3 separate regions of the Homo sapiens genome follow, and all the other regions are linked to region 2. A link is a contact called in ENCODE Hi-C or POLR2A ChIA-PET data. All regions are on one chromosome and are shown on one strand. The core of a region is the stretch at or near the end of the contact, and the rest is flanking DNA. Distances in the headings are between cores, read along the strand shown. Region 1 holds the start of LINC01144 (long intergenic non-protein coding RNA 1144). Region 2 overlaps TESK2 (testis associated actin remodelling kinase 2). Region 3 holds the start of HPDL (4-hydroxyphenylpyruvate dioxygenase like).

The links. A loop is a pair of places that touch in the nucleus more often than their neighbours do. ChIA-PET counts read pairs that join two places held with the same protein, here RNA polymerase II (POLR2A). Pooled maps may share reads with other maps.
Region 1: a loop to region 2 is called in a map of B cell, with 18 times the contacts of the local background. The contact joins the promoter of LINC01144 here to the enhancer-like site in region 2. A Hi-C loop is called at or near these places in 1 of 168 maps with a recorded cell type or tissue (B cell) and 6 of 50 pooled maps. POLR2A ChIA-PET finds 5 or more read pairs at or near these places in 11 of 52 experiments (B cell, Caco-2, PC-3 and 7 more).
Region 3: a loop to region 2 is called in a pooled map, with 2.7 times the contacts of the local background. The contact joins the promoter of HPDL here to the enhancer-like site in region 2. A Hi-C loop is called at or near these places in 2 of 50 pooled maps. POLR2A ChIA-PET finds 5 or more read pairs at or near these places in 12 of 52 experiments (B cell, Caco-2, GM12878 and 8 more).

The regions. Positions count from the first base shown.
Region 1 is chr1:45,302,319-45,305,298 of GRCh38, forward strand. LINC01144 (long intergenic non-protein coding RNA 1144) reads left to right here and starts at 1,592. Exons shown (of 1, transcript NR_024270.1): 1 at 1,592-2,980. LOC105378691 (a long non-coding RNA gene) reads right to left here and starts at 1,428. Exons shown (of 3, transcript XR_947287.4): 1 at 1,174-1,428. RefSeq lists enhancers at 1,165-1,224, 1,685-1,924 and a silencer at 1,315-1,494.
Region 2 is chr1:45,393,059-45,395,982 of GRCh38, forward strand. All of the region lies in intron 3 of TESK2 (testis associated actin remodelling kinase 2), which reads right to left. Among named protein-coding and RNA genes, the nearest start is that of TOE1, 54 kb to the left of the region's middle. RefSeq lists an enhancer at 934-1,003. Within about 2 kb of position 1,338, at least 12 of the 41 ENCODE cell types and tissues checked have a DNase peak (open chromatin) inside an H3K27ac peak, as active enhancers do; they include B cell, GM12878 and OCI-LY7, where a contact is called at or near this core.
Region 3 is chr1:45,325,623-45,328,322 of GRCh38, forward strand. HPDL (4-hydroxyphenylpyruvate dioxygenase like) reads left to right here and starts at 1,273. Exons shown (of 1, transcript NM_032756.4): 1 at 1,273-2,700. The coding sequence starts at 1,527. The coding sequence ends at 2,642. RefSeq lists enhancers at 1,305-1,354, 1,365-1,614, 2,375-2,484.

The DNA of each region.
Region 1 (2,980 bases), core at 342-2,841, 90 kb before region 2:
TGGGAGGGTAAATAGGTAAAATCATAAATTAAACACACACATAGCTTTTACCCCAACAATTCTACTTCCAAGAAATCAGCCTACAAATATACTCCATATGTGCACAAAGACCTACAGAAAGGATGTTTACTACACCATTTTATAAACAGCTACAATGTTAATCAATAGGGGGCTGGTTAAATTAATATAACACATCCACACAATATAACACACACAGGGTATTACGTGGCCATTAAAAATACCATGGTAGGCTGGGCGCAGTGGCTGACACCTGTAATCCCAGCACTCTGGGAGGCCAAGGCAGGTGATCACCTGAGGTCAAGTGTTCGAGACCAGCCTGGCCAACATGGCGAAACTCCCTCTCTACCAAAAATACAAAAATTAACTGGGCATGGTGCAGGTGCCTGTAATCCCAGCTATTCTGGAAGCTGAGGCAGGAGAATCACTTGAACCCCGGAGGCGGAGGATGCAATTAGCCGAGATCGTGCCATTGCCTGGGCGACAGAGCAAGACTTCTGTTTAAAAAAAAAAAAAATCATGGTAGGGCCGGGCACGGTGGCTCAGCCTGTAATCCCAGCACTTTGGGAGGCCAAGGCAGGCAGATCACCTGAGGCCACGAGTTCCAGACCAGCCTGGCCAACATGGCAGAAACCCCCATCTCTACTAAAAAGACAAAAATTAGCCCAGCGTGGTGGCGCATGCCTGTAATCCCAGCTACATGGGTGGCTGAGACACGAGAATCGCTTGAACCCAGTGGTGTGCCACTGCACTCCAGTCTGGGCAACAGAACCAGACTCCATTTAAAAAAAAAAAAAAAGTACATATGGTAAATATTATGTGTATTTTACCAAAACAAGTTTTTATTTTTAAGGCACAATCTTGCCCTGTCGTCCAGGCTGGAGTGCAGTGGCGCGATCACAGCTCACTGCAGCCTTAACCTCCCCCAGCTCGGGCGATCCTCCCACCTCAACCTCCCGAGTAGCTGGGACCACAGGCCTGCGCCACTACGCCCGGCTAATTTTTGTATTTTTGTAGAGACGGGGTTTCACCATGTTGGCCAGGCGGATCTCGAACTCGTGATTTCAAGTGATCCGCCCGCCTCGGCCTCCCAAAGCGCTGGGATTACAGGCGTGAGTCACCGCACCTAGCCGAAAAAGAATTTTTTAAAGTCACCATCTCTACGAGGTTTTTCTGGGCCACCCCCCGGTAAAATGTCAAGCCCTCGACGAGCCGGGAGAGAGTCGGAATCCTGTGGGGGAGGCAGGGGCGTGTCCAGAAAGGCGGGAGCTTCCGGAACCGCTTAGAGCTAAGGGAGCTCGGAGCGGGGGCCGGGGCCGAGGGCGGAGCAGGGTGGGGAAGGGGCGGGTCCAGAAAGACGGGAGCTTCCGAGGCCGCCTCCACAGGAAGGGAAAGGGGCGGGAGCTTGGAGGGGGCGGGTCCAGAATGGCGGGAGCTTCCGGGGCCGCCGCCTCTGGAAGGAAAAGGGGAGGGAACGTAGAGGGGGAGGGAACGTAGAGGGGGCGGGACCAGGAACGAGAGCGCGTGGGTTTCTGGGGTGTCCGCCGGCGCCCCCTGGGATTGGGGAGAGAGGGAAGGGCTGAGGCTCACGGTTTCGGAGTAAGGGGAGCGGCCCGGCGAGCCGCCGCGCCTGGGTTAAGAGCTGCAGGAGGAACGTGGCTTCACGAGTTCGGCTCCTCGGCCATCCACAGCCCGGGCCTCCGCCTCTGCTGACCTGGCGGCTGTAGAAGGCAGAAGAGGCCTGAAACCTGCAGCAGGAGCACCACCCTGCCCCGCGGCCCCGCGCGCCCTCCAGTGGCGTCATCCCATCCGCTTTGATCTCGACTGGCGCGCCTACCCTCGGCAGCGGCACCCCTTGGGAGCGCAATCGCGGGCAGACTCCGAGGACCCATCTTGCGAAAGTTCTGCGAGGTCCTGACTTTAAGGGAACAGGGGTCGTACTTGGGCCATGGCCGGAAGGGAGATCCAACATCCATGACGACGTCTACCCCCCAGCCTGCCCCTTCAGAGCCCAGTCTGTGCCTTGCGTCAAAGTCAAGCAAGGGCTCTTGTAGGGCACCGAGCCCCAGCCAAAATCACCCTTTTCTTTCAGATAGCCCCCACTTACCCCCAGAAACCTTACTCTCTCCCTCGGGAGCAGGTGGGAAGTGAAAGGCCGGGGGGGCTGTTTCTGCTCTGCTTGTCTGTACCTGTGGCCCTTGAGTGGAAAACCCCGCCGCTGGACCAAAGACCTGGAGGCTCCAGGATTGCCCACTTGGGACCCTGACTATGAAGGGTCAAGATAGCCCATTCTGCCCCAGCACTCAGAGCCCTATTACCAAGGCCCCTACTCCAAGAATCCACCATCAAAACCGGGGCCCTGCCAGTGCCTTCCCAGTGTTCAGGCCTAGGGAAGAATAGCCCCATTATGCCTGTTACTCCTGATCCTTCTGCAGTCTCTCTCTTTGTGACCCCATGGCCTTTGCTGCTATGTCTGCCCTGGCCCCACAGAGTGCCAGGTCAGAGCCACCCTGGCCTACATAGCAGGGCCCCGGTTCACAGGCTAAAACCTGGGCCTCCTGCCAGGCTGCAACTCCCAGCTGCACACCGCAACCTGAGACATCTCAGCATATTCTAGGAACTAGTAATGGGGACGCTTCCGACTCGCTGGGGAAGGGAGATGAGGGCCTCTAGCTCTCCATGCCCAGTCTCTCATCATCAAAGTCATTTAAGGCCCCAGCGACCCCAGGGTTCAGCAGCATCCTGTTCATCATGAGCAGAGGGGTGACTGAATAGAATGGGAGGCAGGTGTGGCCTGAGCAGTTCCCAACCTGAATTTTCCTTTGAGCTTGGTGATTTGGGGCGGGGGATTGAGATATTTTCCTTTCACTTGTGGGAAATCTTGGGGCCCCACAAATCACTAAGCTGAAGGGAAAAGTCAAGCTGGGAACTACTCAGGGCAAACCTGCCTCCCATTTTATTC
Region 2 (2,924 bases), core at 88-2,587:
TATTTATAAAGAAGTCAGGCAATAGGATTCTACTAGAAAAACAATGGCTACATTTTAAAATCATGGGTTTTTCTAGAAGCTGAAAAGACCTGGTTTGGATGTGACACACCCTTGCTTTTCTTCCTCCCAGGCCCACTATTATTTTGACCACACCATCTACAGAGATGTCATAGCACATCCAGGCAGGCACTGGCTTCATAGGAGAGTTTTCTGTCTGCTTTCTTCCCACCCTCTACTCAAATAACCATATCACAATCGTGTCACACAACTCTACTTCTACGTGCAACTTTACTGCCTAACCTCTCCCAAATCATTCCTAATGGAAAACCACCACCACATCCAAAGTGGTGTCACAGAGCTGGCAAGCTGAGACATGCATTAGCTTTATATTGGAAAAAGAGCGGCCGGGCATAGTGGCTCATGTCTGTAATCCCAGCACTTTGGGAGGCCAAGGTGGGAGGATCACGAGGTCAAGAGATCAAGACCATCCTGGCCAACATGGTGAAACCCCATCTCTACTAAAAATACAAAAATTAGCCAGGCGTGGTGGTGGGCGTCTGTAGTCCCAGCTACTCGGGAGGCTGAGGCAGGAGAATAGCTTGAACCTGGGAGATGGAGGTTGCAGTGAGCTAAGATTGTGCCACTGCACTTCAGCCTGGGTGACAGTGAGACTCCGTCTCAAAAAAAAAAAAAAAAAGAGCTTGAACAGAGTTAATCACTCTAAATGTTGTAAAAAAACAATATACTATAAAGAGGAAATATTACTCATCCTTGACAGGGAAGTGACATGTGCCTAGAAAAGCACGTAACATCAACAATAAGTTTTCACTAAAGTTTTTATTGCTAACTATATCAAAAATCGAAATGAAGCCTCAAATCATTGTCATGTCACAAGACCTTAAAAATTTATATTCTGAATGATTTTTATTCCCCTATCCCCATACCCCACCCCAAATCATACCAGCTAGAATTACTTAACTCAGGAAGGGGGTGCTTTCTTAATGCATGTGCTTTGAGAGTAAGTGATTACTCAACTTTGTTATTTTTAGTTTCATATGACATACAGATTCATGTTGAGAAGGAGGGTTGCTTTTTTTTTTGAGACAAGGTCTTGCTCTGTCGCCCAGTCTGGAGTGCGGTGGCACAGTGCAATAGTGTGATCATAAGCTCGCTGCAGCCTCAACCTCCCAGTCTCAAGTGACTCTCCTGTCTCACTGTCTCAGCCTCCTGAGCAGCTGGGACTACAGGCACACACCACAGCTGGCTTTTTTTTTTTTTTTTTTTTTGGTAGAGACAGGGTCTCACTGTGTTGCCTAGGCTGGTCTCAAGTTCCTGGCCTCAAGTGATCTTCCTGCCTTGGCTTCCCAAAGTAAGCCACCACACTAGGCCAAGGATTGCTTTTGTACTTTAGACCACTGTGGAAACAAACCCATGAAGGATCTTGTCAAAATGCAGACTCGCACTCTGTAGGTCAGGGATGGGGCCTAAGAATCTGAATTTCTAAACTCCCAGGTGATGCTGATGTCGCTTGGTCTACAGACTACATGCAGTGAGTAGCAAAGCCTTTAAACAAATGACTGTTTATCACTGCTCTAAAGATAGTAAGACCAACAGGAAACTCTTTTTTTTTTTTTTTTTTTTTTTTTTTTTAAAGACAGAGCCGCACTCTGTTGCCCAGGCTGCAGTACAATGGCTCAGTCTTGGTTCACTGCACCTCTGCCTCCTGAGTTCAAGCGATTCTCCTGCCTCAGCCTCCCGAGTAGCTGGGATTAGAGGCGGCCACCACACCTGGCTAATTTTTGTATTTTTAGTAGAGACGGGGTGTTTCACCATGTTGGCTAGGCTGGTCTCGAACTCCTGACCTCAAGTGATCCGCCCGTCTCAGCCTCCCAAAAGGCTGGGATTACAGGCATTAGCCACTGCACCCGGCCCCAACAGGAAACTCTTAACTCTGATACTACTGGTAAACTAGACTTTGTCTAGAGACTAGAGTCTTTTCTATAGCATGATTTACCATTCCCCATAAAGTGTCATTATTAAGCTTTTCCACATCTTTGCCTTTTCTCAGACTGTTCCCACTACCTAAAATGCCCCTCTCTTCATTTCCACATACCTTACTTAACGATGGGGATACATTCTGAGAAATGCATTCTTAGGTGATTTTGTGGTTGCATAATCATAGAGTGTACTTACATAAACCTGGATGGTATAGCCTACAATACCCTCAGGCTATACGGTAGAGTCTATTGATCCTAGGCTACAAGCCTGTACAGCATATTACTGTACTGAATACTGTAGACAACTGCAACAAAATGGTAAGTTTTGTGTATCTTAACATATCTAAACATAGAAAAGGTACAGTAAAAATATGGTATTATAATCTCATGGAACCACCATCATGTATGCGGTCTGTTGTTGACCAAAACATCTTATGCACTGCATTACTGTAGTTAGATTCTACTCATCCTCAAATACCAGTTCAAATACTTCCTTCTCATGTTCTTCAACTACCAAGGCAGCCATTTACACTCCTTTCTTTTCTTTTCTTTTCTTTTTTTTTTTTTTTGAGACAAGGTCCCACTCTGTCACCCAGGCTGGAGTGCAGTGTTGCAATTACAGCTCACTGCAACCTTGAACTCCTGGGCTCAAACAATCTTTCTGCCTCACCCTCCCAAATATGCTAGGATTACAGGTGTGAGCCACCATGCCCAGCCTATATCACCTTCCTATAGCATCATTTCCAAGCTTTAACTATGTTTTATCACATGCCTTATAACTTTTTTACTAGACCACAAGCTTCTTAACAGCAAGATACCATTCTCTTGCCTGGCATATGACAATATATAAACGCTTGTTAGTCTTTCTCTGAAGGAGGTTAAAAATAAAAAACACTTGCTGGGTAAATTATGGTTTGTTTTGTTTTG
Region 3 (2,700 bases), core at 23-2,522, 68 kb before region 2:
TGGGTACTGCCCTCCTGCCTGCAGGCCTGAACACCATGACATCCAGCTAGCCCCTGTCCCCTATGACATCCTTCTCCCTCTTGCCAATGAAACCCAGTAGATCAGGCTGCCTGACAAAAAAATTTCTTGTGATGCCTTGGACTGTGGCATTCATCCTAAATGCCTCCCTAACAGCATGGCCCATTGCTCCTCTAAGAGTCTGGCTCACACTCTTACTGAGTTTTTGCTTATGCCCTTTGCCCTTCTTGGATGCCCTTCCCTAACCCTTCAAGGGCCACTCAGTTGAAGTTCCAGAAGACTACAAATTCCTCAATCCAGTCATCTCACACAATTCTGGGTTTCAGAGCCAGAAGTGCCCCCACCACAGAAATCTCTGGCTCAATGCCAAGTCAGGAAGCTGCAAAGAGCAAGGAGGGCCTGTGTTCCAGTCCTCAAAGGATGGGGAAGGGGAATGACAGCCAGGCAGCTGTTCCTTTCAGATCCCGAACCGTCAGATTTTTCCTCCAAATCTTGCTTGGGACAAGGGGTTAAATGATGTTGACAGAAGGGTGATTGAAGAAAGAGACAGGACTGGTTGAGAGATTGCCCAACACTTTGGGAGGCTGAGGTGGAAAGATGGCTTGAGCCCAGGGGTTTAAAACCAGCTTGGGCAATATAGCAAGACCCCATTTCTAAAAAAAAAAATTATTTTTAATTAGCTGGGTGTGGTGGCGTCCGCCTGTGGTCCCAGCTATTTGTGCACTGAGGCAAGGAAAATCGCCTGAACCCAGGAGGTGGAGGCTGCAGTGAGCTGTGATTGTGCCACTCCAGCCTGGGTGACAGAGTGAGACCCTGTCTCAAAACATATAAACGTGTGTGTGTGTGTGTGTGTGTGTGTGTGTGTATTCCAGGGAACATTAAGACTTAGAGGCAAACTCCAGAACTTAAAGAAAAAACATGAAAGTGCTAAAAAATTCCGTGCTTGTGGAGAGAGAATTCCAACTCTTTCCCTGAACCCGGGCTGAGTCCCTTCGCTGTGAGGTTGGGGGGATGAGTGGGAGCCCAGTGCCTGGCGCCGAGTGAAGGCAGCCATTGTGAGTTCCTGGGCTGGGGAAGGGAGGCTCAGTGCCCAAGGATGTGACCAGGCGTGAGGCCCGGGGAAAGAGCAGCGCGGCGACCCCGCAGTATCCGAGGCGACAGGGTGTGGGGGAGGGGGTGGGGAGTCAAAGGCGGAGTCACGGGCTCCGCCCTCTTTCTCCTGCTTGGCGCGAGCACAGGCACCGCGTGGTTCTCACAACCAGCAGCTCGGCTCACTGAGACCCGGTGGTCCAGACGCTGCTCCTGGCTGGGGTGGCGCTGCAGGGAGAACCGCGAGCTCTCAGGGGTCGGCGGGTGACTTCTTTCCGGAAGAAAGCGAGGAACGCGCTCTGCGGGGTGAGCCGGACTCCCCAACTCCGGACGATCAGCCCAGGACTGAGAGCCCCGAAGTCCCCAACCACAAGTAAGCGGCCCCAGAAGGACAAGTCTAGGTCGCCGTCCAGAGCGCCATGGCCGCGCCCGCCCTTCGTTTGTGCCACATCGCCTTCCACGTGCCCGCCGGGCAGCCCCTAGCCCGGAACCTGCAGCGCCTCTTCGGCTTCCAGCCCCTGGCTTCGCGGGAGGTGGACGGCTGGCGGCAGCTAGCCCTGCGCAGCGGCGACGCGGTCTTTTTGGTGAACGAGGGCGCAGGGTCTGGAGAGCCGCTGTACGGCCTGGATCCGCGTCACGCCGTGCCCAGCGCCACAAACCTGTGCTTCGACGTGGCGGACGCCGGCGCTGCAACCCGGGAGCTGGCAGCGCTGGGCTGCAGCGTGCCTGTCCCTCCCGTTCGCGTGCGGGACGCGCAGGGTGCCGCCACTTACGCCGTGGTCAGCTCGCCTGCCGGCATCCTCAGCCTGACCTTGCTGGAGCGCGCTGGCTACCGCGGACCCTTCCTACCCGGCTTCAGGCCCGTGTCCTCTGCGCCTGGCCCCGGGTGGGTCAGCCGCGTGGACCACCTGACCTTGGCCTGCACCCCCGGCAGCTCCCCCACACTTTTGCGCTGGTTCCACGACTGCCTGGGCTTTTGCCACTTGCCGCTGAGCCCAGGTGAGGATCCCGAGCTGGGCCTCGAAATGACAGCAGGGTTTGGGCTTGGGGGACTGAGGCTTACAGCCCTGCAGGCCCAGCCGGGCAGCATTGTCCCCACTCTTGTTCTGGCTGAGTCCCTTCCGGGGGCGACGACACGACAGGACCAGGTGGAGCAGTTCCTGGCCCGGCACAAGGGGCCAGGCCTGCAGCACGTGGGGCTGTATACGCCTAACATTGTGGAGGCCACTGAGGGGGTGGCAACTGCTGGAGGCCAGTTCCTGGCTCCCCCTGGGGCATACTACCAGCAGCCAGGAAAGGAGAGGCAGATCCGAGCTGCAGGGCACGAGCCTCATCTGCTTGCTCGACAGGGGATCCTGCTAGATGGTGATAAAGGCAAGTTTCTGCTTCAGGTCTTCACCAAGTCCCTTTTTACTGAGGACACTTTCTTCCTGGAGCTGATTCAGAGGCAGGGGGCCACTGGCTTTGGTCAGGGCAACATCAGAGCTCTGTGGCAGTCCGTACAGGAGCAATCTGCCAGGAGCCAGGAAGCCTAAGGATGCCCAGGGCTGGGTGCAGCCAGCTGTCCTGCAGCTCTGGGGAGACCAGCACAGA